2 separate regions of the Homo sapiens genome follow, and region 1 is linked to region 2. The links are chromatin contacts, found by Hi-C or POLR2A ChIA-PET in ENCODE. All regions are on one chromosome and are shown on one strand. The core of a region is the stretch at or near the end of the contact, and the rest is flanking DNA. Distances in the headings are between cores, read along the strand shown. Region 1 holds the start of LOC105374048 (a long non-coding RNA gene). Region 2 holds the start of USF3 (upstream transcription factor family member 3).

Region 1 (7,506 bases), core at 3,733-6,232, 310 kb after region 2:
ATACAATTCTCCATTCAAATTTCCTTTTCATGAAAATACTTCTAATTTCTCCAAATTCTTCATGAAACATACCTTATATGACTTTCTTGATCTCTCTCTCTCTCTTTTTTTTTCTTAGAGATGGTCTTACTTTGCTGCCCGGGTTGGAGCTCAGTGGCACAATGACAGCTCACTGCTGCCTCGAACTCCTGGGCTCAAGGATTCCTCCTGCCTTAGCCTCCCAAGTAGCTGGTGATTATAGGCAGGTGTCACTGCGCCCAGATGATTAAAATTTTTTTTTTATCGAGGCAGGGTCTTAACATCTTGCCCAGGCTAGTCTCAAACTCCTGGGCTCAAGCAATCCTCCCACCTCAGCCTCCCAAAAGTTCTGGGATTACAGGTGTGAGCCACAATGTCTGGCCCCTTGATCTCTTTTCGTCTATGTAGCACATGATGTCAAATACTCTACTACAGTGTCTCTGACACGTTTGTATTTTTAGGCCTTATCTTCCCAAGCAGAATTTAATAACCTTAGAGTAAGAGCTTTTTCTCTTATTTCTTCTGTGTGTATTATTATTTCTTTGTGTATTATCACTTCTTCTTCCATTTGTTCATTCATTTATTCACTCATTAAACACATATCTGCTGGGTGCCAATACAATAGTGAACAACATCAGACTGTTCCCTTAACCCTTATGGAGATCACAGTTTAGTTGGGGATGTAGAAATGAATAAAACAGCCATAAAACAAATGCACAATGATAACTGTCAATAATGTTCTGAAGGGAAGATACTTGATGAGAGTCCACAAAGGGGGACCCAACCTAATTCTGAGTGGAGAGGAGGGTGGGCAGGGCAGGAAAGGCTAATCTGGACAAAGTTCTGTTTTAGCTGAAATCTGAAGAATGAGTAGCTTTTCACTAAGTAAGATAGAGAAAAGAAGTGAGGGTGAGAGAAGAGTATTCCAGATAGAAGTTCTGGGTTAAAGAAGGTGGATAGGGCCACAGTATCACACACAGCAAACCTCAAGATACAGGGACTGACCAAATAGACAATACTAACCATTTTCTTCAGTCTCTTCTCTTCTCGTTTTCTTTCAAGCTGTGCCTCCTTTTCTTCTGCCTCCCTTTTCTGACGTTCCTCCTCTTGGGCCTTTAACTGGGCCTGATTGAGATTAGAACCCAGAAATATCAGAACCCTCAATTTGAACAGAAATGTGATCTTTTATGTTTAGGATAGTCAAGCGTCTACCAAAGTGCCTGTCCTATCTCTGGAAGAAGTCTGCATTTTGTGATAAAAGTAGAAAACTCAATCAACCTGTCATCAGTTACGTAACTTAAAAGTTTCTCCAAAAGAATCCTTTTCTACTTGGGAAGGTAAGACTGATCATAAATAAGATCACCAATCTTTCATTAAAAAATGATTACTTTTTAGTTCTTACTGTCATCTGTGAAAAACTAACTCCAAGTTAGAAACAGTTTAGGGGGAAAAAGGTTTTCTTTCATTTCACCAGAAAACCCCCAATTGTTGGAACTGTTTATTTTTTCTTGGTAGTTACAAAATTTACTTTGGATAGTCTAGGTCAAAACTTTGGAAAATAAGAACTATCCCTCTTTGCAAATTCAGTAGGTCAGACATCTACCTATAATACACTAATCTTGGTTATGTGTAAATCTTCTAATCTGCTGACTCTCATCAACTTTCATAACATTTTCTTCCTGCTGTGTTAATGATGTTGATGTTTCTGTCCCCCTTATTTTCCTAAAATTGTCACGGAATTCAGGCCACTAGGCCAAAAAACCATTTCCAAAGTTGATGTAACTCTATTGTCTCAGGAGTTCTGAAAAAGCAAGGTTTCATTTTTTAAGAAAGACCTGGACAAATCCTTCTTTTTTGACTCAGTTTGCATTTTGAATCTATTACCAATTTTTCTTCTTCTTGTTTTTTCTTCTTCTCTGCCAAGATCCGCCTACATTCAGCTCGTTGAATTGCTCTCTCTTCCATAGCTAGAAAATAGTAACAGAGTTCTAATATTTTTTATATTGAAAAAATATGAGGAATACTGCAAGAGAAATGTCTCCATTTCATAGTAAAATTTAGTGTTATTATTAGGGTTTTCTTGTAAGTTGAATGTTCACAATCTCAGAAAATATATAGAGATAAACAGAACTTATATACTCTACAGGTTAAAGACCTATTATCCCATCCTCAGCAATGAGGAACAATTTATAAATTAATTATTTTGTTTACATTTTTATTAAAATAATTGTTTACTGATTTATAATGTGCCTTGATGATACTTTTAGTATATGAAACCCAGAAACCAGAATTCTAATTTGATTATATGTTTGATGAATGCAGAAAACTTTAATTACATCTAACAAGTACTTTGAGAGTAGAATCGTTCCTCAAATCCTATTGAATCTGCTAATTTTTCTTAAGTCACTGTACATATGTCTGTATATATAAGAATAACAACAAACAAACTAAAGTTTGGGGTCACGATGAATATATTTGAATCTAGTTTTAAGGCCTGGATATACAGATGGGCAGGAAATGGAATTGTACCAGGCATTTGGAGAACTGGCATCTGAATGAATTTGAGTGTCAGACTCCTGTTCTTGACAGGCTATTAAATATCGATCCAAAAGAAACAAATGTGCAAGATGGTCTGATAATATGACTCTATAATCAGTTGGGGCTTTCATAGGAAGAGGGGCATGGATGGGAGGAGTATCAAGTTCTGCTCACCTAAGCCAGCCAATAGTTACTTTCAGTTCCTTGTGCCATATTTTAGAGAAAAGAATTTAAGTCCAAGTTTTAAGAATTAATAAACAAAAAACTCACCAGGCTATTTCTTACAGTTATTAAGTGTCTGCTTTGCTGAAAAAGAATGGTAGTGCCACAGATGGCGAGAGTGAAATTGTCTCTAAGAAGGCAGAAATAGACTAGGGGATTAAAGTAAGAGACCCCTAAGAAGCAGAGTCTCTGGTAATATGCCCTTTGCCCATCTTTTCTAGATCTAATCATCAAAAGACTACTTGAAAGTAGACTGGGCTTCTAAAATAGCTAACTCCTTGACCAAACAATAATTTTAAAAAAATAATCATACTTAACTGGGTATTTACTGACCAAGCTTAATGATAGGCAAAGACAGCATAAATTGCTGTCCTGGCAGATAGTTAATGCAAAGACTGCCAATTTCTTCATTAATAGGAATTGACTGCAGGCACAGTGTCTTTCATTTGTAATTACTTCTTGTTAAACCAGCAATCTTGTCACAGGTAAAAAATCAAATTTACAAACCACAATATAATTGTCAAAGTGCCAACCACCACATGCAAACATAAGTACAGTGAAGGACTAAGCATATAGTAAAAACAATTAGCAGATTCACTAGGTGGGTTCTGAAGAATGCTTCTATTCGTATAGTTTAGTTTAAATAAGGGTTTCTGGCCAGGTGCAGTGGTTCATGCCTATAATCCCAACACCTAGGGATGTTGAGGTGGGAGGACTCCTTGAGGCCAGGAGTTTGAGACCAGCCTGGGCAACACAGGAAGACCCTGCCTGTACCAAATAAATAAATGTTTCTAGATGCATCAAAAATGTTATCAAATTAACATATCTGGTTTGTAGGTTTTATTACTAAAATCCTATCAACAAGTTATAATATTATAAAATAATAACTTATCTTGGATTACTGTAAACTGATCAAATTTGAACATTAACAAAGTACAATGACAGGTGTCCTTTATCAGTGTTTGTCCTTGGCAGTTACTCAGAGTTTTCTCATTTGTGTAATTATTCCTTTTTTTTTCACAATCCAAATCTCAAATTACAGAAAAATGATATACCTTTCAGCTATGTTTTTTTGTGTGTGTGTTGGCTGGGAATGCCAAAAAGGTTGGCAAAAGGGGCAGGAAAAAAGTAGTGGGGCTCTCTGGTGTACTCCACTCCTCACATGTCTACCATTCTGAGATTTTTGATGTCAGGTTCTGCCAAGTCTCAAAACCTCAAGAGTTGCCAGAATTCAGTCCCAGTGTACACATTCTACTCTAGGAGAGAAGATAACAACCACCAAGGCCACCACCGAGACAGCCCTGCCTTTTAGTATGGGATGCGGTGTCATCAATTGCTTTGGTTTCCTTCTGAGTCCAGAAAGAGAATTTCGGGAGTCACTTCTGCCTTCAGTCCCAGGGGAAGCAACAGGTGAACTAGGGAAAAAATAAAGGAAAGGAATTTAGACTACTAACCAGTTTCCTTCAAACTCCTTTGACCTGAGATGCTCAAAGCCTTTTACAGACCTTAATGAATCCCTACTCTCTGAGATAACTACATATTATATCCACTCCATAAATATGTGTAATGAGGTATGGAAAGGTTGTGTGATCGGCATGAGTCTACACAGTGAGTCAGGTACTGTGACTCCCATCCTAATGCTTCAAATCCATAGGTGTCACCACATCTTATCCTACCATTTACCACATGCAATGAGTATGTCTCAAGCACAACTGAAACCATCTTACGTGGCTTTTGAGAAACTTGGGCTCTTATTTGAGGCTCAAAGATGTTTTGTTTTATCCCTAACAACTACAAATTTAAGCTAGGAAATAAGCCAGCCCAGGGGCTGCTCCATGTGGACCTGATGTTGTCTGACTTGGCTTCTCAGCACTTAACATAGCTAGAAACCCAGAAATAGAGCAAGACAGCATTTTTCTCTTTAACTGGCATAGTAACAGAGATCCTCAAAGGCAGCCGTGACCCAAATGCTAACAGTATAACTGGATCCTTACAGGCATCCTTGACTATCTGTGCCTGTCATATACTAGTCATAACTAGGCTTCTTTGCTTTGAGAGTGCAAAATCAAGGAAAAGGAACAATCATGGGGCTCAGAAGCAGGGCAAAGAAGCTCAGGAGCCCAAAGTGAAAAACCCCTTAAAATGAGTCCAGCGAGTTCTGATAGAACAGACATACTTCACAAGCATCTGGCAGGTTCTTGGTTCCTCTTCTCTGGGCTTTGACAGCAGGTGGCTCTGTGCTTCTGTGACTGCTAAGGCATGCTCTGCTGCCCACTGAGCCTCTGCCAGCTGCAGGTTTTTCTTCAGCTCGAGAATTGTTTTCTGCTGTTCCTGAAGTTTCTTCTTTTGCTTCTCAATCAGCTGTTGCTGGAAGACATGGCGGTTGTGGAAATGACCCAAGCAAAGCGGTTCTGCTTTCTGGCTGGTAGTTCTGAGTGTCTCGTTGCTGCCAGGCTGTTGAGAGGGTTCAGCACCCAGGGTCTTGTGCTGCTTATTGCCAGGTGCACTCAGAGAGACATTCTGAAGGGAACCCTGCAAGTTGCCTGTTGTTGTTCTTCCCAGGGGAGGACTGAGCATACAACCACTGCTTCCCAAGGGAGGCTTTTCCCACAAAGGGGGCACAGCAGTCTCCTGAGAGAGAGAAACATGTTATAGCTCAACTATTTAAAGGACTGTGCTGATGAAATCCAACATTTATGAGGTCAGTATTGTTTTGTTTAATGGCACAACTGCCATGTATTGCAGGTAAAGGTGGTCTGTGCTCCTGGCCTGGCTACCTCAGAGGCCACCACTCTTAAAACATGCATTGCTGCTCACCATGAAAACTGGGAGAGTGGCCGGCTGTGGTGGCTCATGCCTGTAATCCCAGCACGTTGGGAGGCCGAGATGGGCAGATGACTTAAGGTCAGGAGATTGAGATCAGCCTGGCCAACATGGTGAAACCCTGTCTCTACTAAAGGTACAAAAGTTGGCCAGGCATGGTGGTACGCACCTGTAATCCCAGCTACTCAGGAGGCTGATGCAGGAGAATCGCTTGAACCTGGGAAGTGGAGGTTGCAGTGGGCTGAGATTGTGCTACTGAACTCCAGCCTGGGCAACACAGCGAGACCCTGGCTCAAAAAAAAAGAAAACTGGGAGAGTGGCTACAGCTGTATGAACCATTGCCATGGGCCAGGACATTCGTAATAGCAAAAATCTTCTCTTATAAATTTCTAATTTGGACAGTTCATTTGTGAATTAGGCAAGGTTACTCCAGATATATATATATATATATATATATATATATAAATATATATATTTTATATATAAAAAACATGAATTTAATATGCATAAATTGACTCTGAATTTTAGTGGAAATTTGAAGATGTTGTGGCAAAGGATATATTCTTTCTCGAGAATGTCTGAAAACCAAAGAATATCTTTACAAATGAATAATATATCTCTTTTCTTTCAATGCCTCTCCTGACACTAGTAAATTAATCATATGCCATAGTATAGGATATTTAGTTATTTCAGCATCAAGGTCCCGTTAAAGCCTAGCTAACCGTTTCCAGCTATTCCTGAACTATCTATGGGTGGGAAATATTTGGAAGCTCAGGATCACTGGGCAAATATCTGCATTACAAACTATCTATGGGTGGGAAATATTTGGAAGCTCAGGATCACTGGGCAAATATCTGCATTACATAAGAATAATGTTACCTAATAATATTTTGTATTAGCATATCACTAGTTTTCAAAGCTTTATTACATAAATCCCATTTAATAGACTGAGGTACCATACTCAATTACAAGTTCTATACAGAGGGGAAGGAAACAAGAATTTTTATTTAGAAACAGCTATCTTGGCCAAAATAATGTCATATTAAAGTGTCTCTTCTAGAATGGTTTGAGTCCATGTTCTAAGGTCTAAGTTTTTGATTCTGCCATCTGCAATGGCTTAAAGAGAAAAATGCTATGAGCTATCTAAATATCAGAAGCTTCTTGTTCTAACAGGACCCCATCCTTAGGGACTCAAAAATATTTTTCACGATTATAGAAATGCTTTCCATAGACTCAACTGAAATGAAAGATGTGATATATGGAAACTCTGACATGTTAAACACTTTTAAAAGTAACCTTTTATTTCAGTAATGTCAGTGAACACTTATTCATGAGAACACCTGCTTAAGCAATTTATATCAAGCAGGGTATATGTTTTAGGTTCTTTTAAACTTGGTGGTAATGACACCTTATTAACCTAGCAAGACTGTGTCAAAGCCCTGAGTAAAGCGACAGGGTTTCTTTTGGATCATGGTAACTTTTTAACATGAAAATAAAGAACATGAAGGAAAAGCTTAGTGGTACAGATAGTACTTAATAGAGCAGGAGTGAATGGTCTGACTTAATTAGAGAAAATCACCTATTAGCTAACTGATAATTTTGGAAAAATTCAAGGTACAGTTTGTGTGTTCTTAGTACATGAGTTCCTATGACTGTATAATTAATGAGCATCTAACTAAAGATTTTATATTTTCACTTGGTCATGTTTTGCTGTACACGCTGGAAAAAGATTAGTTTACTTAGTCTCTACAGGGTCTATTGTAGCCCTCTATTATCATTTGCTCCATTTTTAACAATACTGTCCTTTCTTGATAAAGTCTTTTGTTCTTGATTTCAGAGATTTGGAGTCTTTTGTTCCCTTGAGTCTAAATATATATAAATTACTATATATATATTACTATATAT
Region 2 (6,762 bases), core at 1,508-4,007:
CAAAAGCAGTGGGGGGAAAGTTGGACACATGAGTGAGGCCTGATTTAGGAAAGCCCAGAACACAAGCTTAGCTTTTGGACGTAGTCTCATGGGAGTTCTCAGCCAGGGCTACTGAACAGAATCACCTGGAGAGCTTTAAAAAATATGCCCATGGCAGAGCTTTACTCCAGATCAAAAATAAGAGAGTTTCTGAGGGAAGTGGCCTGGGCATTAAAACTTAAAGACACACAAGGTGATGCTCATGTACAGTCTGGATTGAGAACTACTGGACTAGAGAACAGAGAGGTAAAGCATGACAGATATGATTAAGGCTCAAGCTTGATTTAAGACCCTGTTTATAAGCAACAAACTTGAGCTGATTACCTGTTGAAGCTTGTATTCTAACCTGAGTTAAAAATTCTCAGTTTTCTTAGTGTTTCTTTTCCCTTGTTGACAAGGCTAAGCTCTGAAAATAGGAAAAGTACCCATCAATTTCTCATACATGACTGGTTCATTGAGTGTAAGGTCTACAACCTTAGAATTTTACTTCCACGATGTTCCATAGACGACTAACCTAGAAGATAAGTACTTCAATTCTAAGCTGCTCTTACATCCCTGCAATGCACTCCTTTTATATCAGCGAATGTTCTAGGCTGCATCCAGATTTTGCAAAACTCCTAAATACAGGGAGATCCCAATACCTATGTACACCTAAGTCTTTTAGCTTAGACCAGGAGTGTCCAATCTTTTGACCTCCCTGGGGCACACAGGAAGAAGAAATGTCTTGGGCCACCCATCAAATACACTAACACTAACGATAGCTGATGAGCTTAAATAAATAAGTAAATAAATATCACACACAAACATCTCATAATGTTTTAAAAAGTTTACAAATTTGAGGCCGGGCGCAGCGGCTCATGCCTGTAATCCCAGCACTTTCGGAAACAGAGGCAGGCGGATCACCTGAGGTCAGGAGTGCAAGACCAGCCTGGCCAACATGGAGAAACCCTGTCTCTACTTAAAGAAATAAAAATTAGCTGGGCTGGTGGCATGCACCTGTAATCCCAGCTACTCAGGAGGCTGATGCAGGAGAATTGCTTGAACCCAGGAGGCGGAGGTTGCAGTGAACTGAGATAACACCACTGCATTCCAGCCTGGGCGACAGAGTGAGACTCTGTCTCAAAAAAAATAAAAGAAAGTTTACGAACTTGTCTTCTTGTCTTGGGCCGCATTAAAAGCCGTCCTTGGACGGGGGTTGGAAAAGCTTGGCTTAGGCTAAAGCAAAACTGCTTTAGGATTAAGCATTCATTCTTGCATGGATACATTACACTACTTCTGCTTTCAGAAGTGCAATTACAATGTATTTTACTTCTTTTGTAACAAATACTTTGAGTACTTAAAGAGAAACAACACATGTATCCCAAACAGCAACTCTGTACTATGTTAAACAAGAGTTCTATGGGAGAGAAAAAAGTCATCAAGGTGAATGGAGAGTAGGACAGCCTGTTGATCCTTCAAAAGGCAGGTTTGTCTGTTTGGTTTTCTTTACAAAAGAGCAAACCTGGGAATATGTTTCAGGATCCATGTAACTCACCGTAAGATTTATTCAAGAAATCTGTACGTTGTTTATAGGTAAGGAAATGTCTTCTTTGCCTACACAGTTGGCCACGACTGTCTTGATCTGTGTGGTGTTAGGTTACTGTATCTACTTGATGGTAAAAATGTTACAAGAACGGAAGTTGAAATTCTGCACTTTGGTTTATGCAGTCTCATATTTCCAGATAAAGTTAATAAACGCAAAGGACCATATCCCAATGTAACGAGGAGGGTTGGGAGGACAAGCTTCAAGAACGAGTGGGGTGAATTCAACTATCAAAATTGTAAACATGAACAAGAGTCCAGGAATCTTATATTTCATCCGGATACATGAAAGTAGATTTCAAGAGTTGGTCATTCACTTGCACTGCTTCTACTCAGAAAGCAAAAGAACGGCTTCTAAAAAGAAAACACAAGCCTAACACTTCGACAGAGGGGTGAGAGGGAAAAAGCAAGCCACATGAGTCTGACGAACGGGTACGAAAGAAATTCAGAGGGCAAGGAAAGAAGGGGAATGAAGAAGACAGGAAAAGGTGAAGGAGGCGGGCAAAGGCCATCTGGTGTGAACCTGGCTGCCCAGCTCTTTATGCACCCAGGGCAGCGTGGGGCCCCTCTCGCCCCGCGCGCATCTAGGAGCTGGGGCGCAGTGCGAGCCCCCCACGGGCCTGGCAGCCGGGGACGCAGGGCGGGCGGGAGATGAGGGGTGCGCTCGCCGCGGGCGCTGACGCCCCACCAGGTGCCGCACGCAAGGGTCCCCAGGAAGGAGGCGCACTTAGCGCAGCCCTGGCCTCCCGGAGCAGGAAGGGGGTGGGTGGAGCTGAGCCCGGGGCCGCCCTCCGGAGCCGCCCCCGCAGCCCTGGCCCCCGCCCCCCGCCCCGGCTGTCAGCGGCCCCCTCCCGCAGTCACTTACCCGCCGGCTGCGCGGTCTCGGCCGCGGTGGCGGCGGCGACGGCGGCGACCCCCGCCTGGGTCATGATCCCAGGAGGGGAAGGCAGGAGTGTCTGACCGTCTGGGCGAATCTCTCCGTCCGCGGCCACCGCCTGCTCCTCCGGGGCTGGGGGAGCGCGGGCCCAGGCCCTCCTCTCCCCCCGCCCCCGCCGCCTCTTTTTGCGGCCACCGCAGCCGCTGCGAGCCCGAGCCCTCAAGGCCGGAGACCCGGCGGCAGCGCGGCCTCAACTTTCCCAGCCCCCCTCCCCCCGCCCCTCCCCGCCCCTCCCGCGGCCGCAGCTCAGCAAGCGAACAGCCTACCCTGGGCGCGCCGCGTTCCCGCCTCTTTCACTCAACCCGCCAATCAGGCTGCGGGAACGCTGCCGTGGTAGCCAATAAGAAGACAGAATGCCGTTGCACTACGCTAGAGGGCGGGAGGAGGCGGAGAGGAAACCAAGGAGTGAACGGGGATCGGGCGGCCCAATGAGGAGGGCCGGGGGGCGGAGGTGTGCAAGTTGGGTTGAAGAAACAGGAAATATTCTTAAAGGTAGAGTGACGGACAGGAAGGAAAGCCAGTAGGTGAATGGGAAAGAGGTGGGCCTGGTTCCTTAAAGGGGACGCCTTGAGAACCTAGAAAAGAAGGTGTTTTAAGAAACTTCTTTGTATCTTCTTCTGTGGTCTCTTTTCTTCGTCTTTCGGTAGGAGTTTGGAAGTGGAAAAATTGAAAAGGAAGAGGGCACGGAAGTCTTTCGGAATAGTTAGCCCCTCTTAACGTGGAGGGCAGGAAGGTGAGAAGATACGTCTTAGTAAATGTGGAGAAGAAAGAATCAGACGTTTCCGACTTCTCGATAACTGGAAGATTGTTGCTGACTTGACGCTGCTCGCATTCGTAGGCTGTGGTCTCTTGTCATCCTTTATTTGCAACAACACACAGATTTCTGTGAATTGGAGATGGCCATGTTCAGAAATGCCCTGGGGGCCTCCCAGCTGGGACAAGGGAGTTTGGCATTGGGGGATGGGGTTTGAGATCTCAAGCCTGGGTTACTAAATACCTGGATCTAGGAGAGGTAGGGCCAGGGGTCACGAAATGGAGACCTGAGTGCCCCTTAACTCCAGGATCTGTGTGGAGCCCTTGGAACCGTGATCACAACTCCCTCTTCCTAGTTTCGCTTCATATTTTATAACCTCCTGCTGAAACAGGTGTCCTCCACCTAGTTGCGGTTATAGATTTCCAAGCCCTTCCACAACCAGATTTGGAAATATCCCAGATCTTAGATGTCCGTGGGCTAACTTCCAGAAGGTGCACACAGGGCATGGCATAATGGGAATTACTTGAGCCTGTATACAGAAGCAGCAGACATCGCATTGAGCAAAAGGGTAAAGGCTAACAGTAACGGAGTCTTATGTTTGTACAGCAGATTGAAAAGCTATGATGAAACGGAAGGCCTGTAATGTTGCTTATAAACTGTGGTACTAATAAACAGGCTAGAAATTTTCTTTAACTCATCCATCTAGGCACACGAAGTTCTAATTAGCCTTTGAACAGACTTGGCACATCCAAATCAAAACTGCAGATAAGAAAGATTCTACGAGTCAGAGCCATAATAGCAATGCTAATAACATCACCATAAAATTGTATAGTATTGGTATGCTCAGCCATAGGAAACAATTTCCAGTGTGTTCAGAATACAAGGTATTTCTCGTTAACAAATATCATATCCAGGGTGTGCATGATTTCCTAAACAACTGCAATGCATCAATTCTAAAGTAAAAACAAATAGTTTTGATGATTCATGAAACAGAATTTAACCATTCCTTTAGATCACCTTTAAAAAATACACATTAATATATTTCTGGCACGATATAGACGTAGAAAAGAAGAACAATTTCCGTTTGATAAAGATCAGAATATTAGCTTTTTAAATTAATCCTTATTACCTAAGTGTAGCCTAAATCCCAAACAGGGATTTTTCTCTTTTCTTTTCTTTTTCTTTTCCTTTTCTTCCCTTTCCCTTTCCTTTCCTTTCCTTTGTTTTCCTTTCCTTTCCTTTGTTTTCTTTCTTTTCTTTTTTCCTGCGACAGGGTCTCCCTCTGTTGCCAAGGCTGAAGGTCAGTGGCACTGTAACAGCTCACTGCAGCCTCCACCTCCCAAACTCAAGCGATCCTCCCACCTCAGCCTCCCAAGTAGCTGGAACCACATGCCCGGCAATTATTTTTTTCTTTTGGATAGAGATGGGGGTCACATTATGTTGCCCAGGCTGATCTTCAACTCCTGGGCTGAAGCCCAGAGATCTTTTTTTTTTTTGGCTTTACCCATTCAACATCAGTTTCAGATAATCACACCAGTCCTATTTTCAAACTAGCTGGCAGTGCTTACAGTGACCTATATTGGTGGTAAAATATACTGGCCAAGTGAAACTGGTCTATAGGGCTGTTAGTTCATTTTTTTCAAGTGGACAGAGTGAATCTGATTTTCACCCACATTCTTGAGACTTTTCAATGGTGCTGAAAGACTATTTGCATGATATATAAGTACTTCCTTGCATCCCCAGTTTCATATCAAGACCTCCGTTTTTTCCTACTACTGGAGATGAGTGACTGCGGGAGGAGGCTACTGAAAGCCTGGGGCGGCGGCCAGAGCTGCGGGGAGGCCCCGGCCTCAGCTCCACCCACCCCCATCCTGCTCCAGGAGGCAAGAACGCGCAAAGTGAGCCTCCTTCCTAGGGACTACTGTGTGCGGTACCTGGGGGGTGCCAGCGCCCGCGGGGTGCGCACCCCTCTTTTCCCCGCCTGCCCCGCGTCCCCGGCTGCCAGGCCCGTAGATGCGCGCGGGGCGACAGGGCTCCCATGCTGCCCTGAGTGCATAAAGAGCTGGGCAGCCAAGTTTACACCAGGTGACCTTTGCCCGCCTCCTTCACCTTTTCCTGTCTTCTTCACCCCGTCTTCTTTTCTTGCCCTCTGATTCTCTTTCGGAACCACTCGACTCCTGTAGCTTGCTGGGTTTTTTTAGTTTTTCTTGTGTGTTTGTTTTTTGAGACGGAGTCTTGCTCTGTCGCCCAGGCGACTCACTGCAACTTCTGCCTCCCGGATTCAAGCGATTCTCCCGCTTCAGCCTCCTGAGTAGCTGGGATTACAGGAGCACGCTGCCACGCCCGGCTAATTTTTTTGTATTTTTAGTAGAGATGGGGTTTCACCATGTTGGCCAGACTCGTCTCGAACTCCTGACCTCAGGCAATCCGCCTGCCTTGGCCTCCCAAAGTGCTGATTTCAGACGTGAGCCACAGCGCCCGGCCTTTTTTTTTTTTTTAATGGAGTCTCGCTCTCACCCAGGCTGGAGTGCAGTGGCACGATCTCGGCCCACTGCAACCTCCAGCTCCGAGGTTCCAGCGATTCTCCTGCCTCAGCCTCCCGAATAGCTGGGACTACAGGCGTGCGCCACCACACCCAGCTAATTTTTCGTCGTTGTATTATTTATTAGAGACAGGGTTTCACCATAATGGTCAGGTTGGTCTCAAACTCCTGACCTCGTGATCTGCCCACCTCGGCCTCCTAAAGTGCTGGGATTACAGGCGTGAGCCACGGCGCCCGGTCACTTTTTAACTCTCACTTCTCTGTCAAAGTGTTAGGCTTGTATTTTCTCTTTAGAAGCCATTCTTTTGCTTTCTGAATAGAATAAGTGAATGGCCAGCTCTCTTTTTTTAATTATTTTTTTAGAGATAGGGTCTCACCCTGTTGCCCAGGCTGAAGTGCAATGGCATGATCATAGCTCACTGCAACCTCAACTCTTGGGCTCAAGGAATCTGCCTCAGCCTCCCAAGTAGCTAGGACTACAGGCACTTGCCACCACACCTGGCTAATTTAAAAAAAAAAAAAAAAATTGTAGAGACCAGGTCTCACTATGTTCCACAGACTGGTCTTGAACTCCTGGCCTAAAGGGGTCCTCTCTTCTGCCCTCCCAAACGACTAGAATTATAGGCGTAAGCAACCGCTCCCGGCCTAAATGGCCAGCTCTTGAAGCCTACCTTCCATATTTCCCAAAGAAACTGCCCAACTTTTACCCAATGCGGTCATAATATTTGTTTCCACATTCCCAGTGGCAATATACATGGGCTCCAGATATTCCGCAGCATGGCCAACACTTGATATTGTCACTCTTTTTTTTAATTCTAGCCATTATAGTGAGTGTAAATGGTATCTCATTGTGATTTTAATTTCCATTTCTTGGCTGGGCGGGGTGGCTCACACCTGTAATCCTAGCAC

What was found. A loop is a pair of places that touch in the nucleus more often than their neighbours do. ChIA-PET counts read pairs that join two places held with the same protein, here RNA polymerase II (POLR2A). Pooled maps may share reads with other maps.
Region 1: a pooled map shows a loop between it and region 2 (8-fold over the local background). The contact joins the enhancer-like site here to the promoter of USF3 in region 2. A Hi-C loop is called at or near these places in 2 of 50 pooled maps. POLR2A ChIA-PET finds 5 or more read pairs at or near these places in 2 of 52 experiments (B cell and WTC11).

The regions. Positions count from the first base shown.
Region 1 is chr3:114,000,554-114,008,059 of GRCh38, forward strand. CCDC191 (coiled-coil domain containing 191) reads right to left here. Exons shown (of 17, transcript NM_020817.2): 10 at 4,955-5,409; 11 at 4,084-4,193; 12 at 1,903-1,985; 13 at 1,042-1,143. LOC105374048 (a long non-coding RNA gene) reads left to right here and starts at 1,136. Exons shown (of 3, transcript XR_924347.4): 1 at 1,136-1,355. RefSeq lists enhancers at 4,822-4,951, 5,182-5,231. Within about 2 kb of position 4,983, at least 3 of the 41 ENCODE cell types and tissues checked have a DNase peak (open chromatin) inside an H3K27ac peak, as active enhancers do; they include B cell, where a contact is called at or near this core.
Region 2 is chr3:113,693,885-113,700,646 of GRCh38, forward strand. USF3 (upstream transcription factor family member 3) reads right to left here and starts at 2,758. Exons shown (of 7, transcript NM_001009899.4): 1 at 2,486-2,758. RefSeq lists silencers at 2,089-2,478, 2,499-2,968.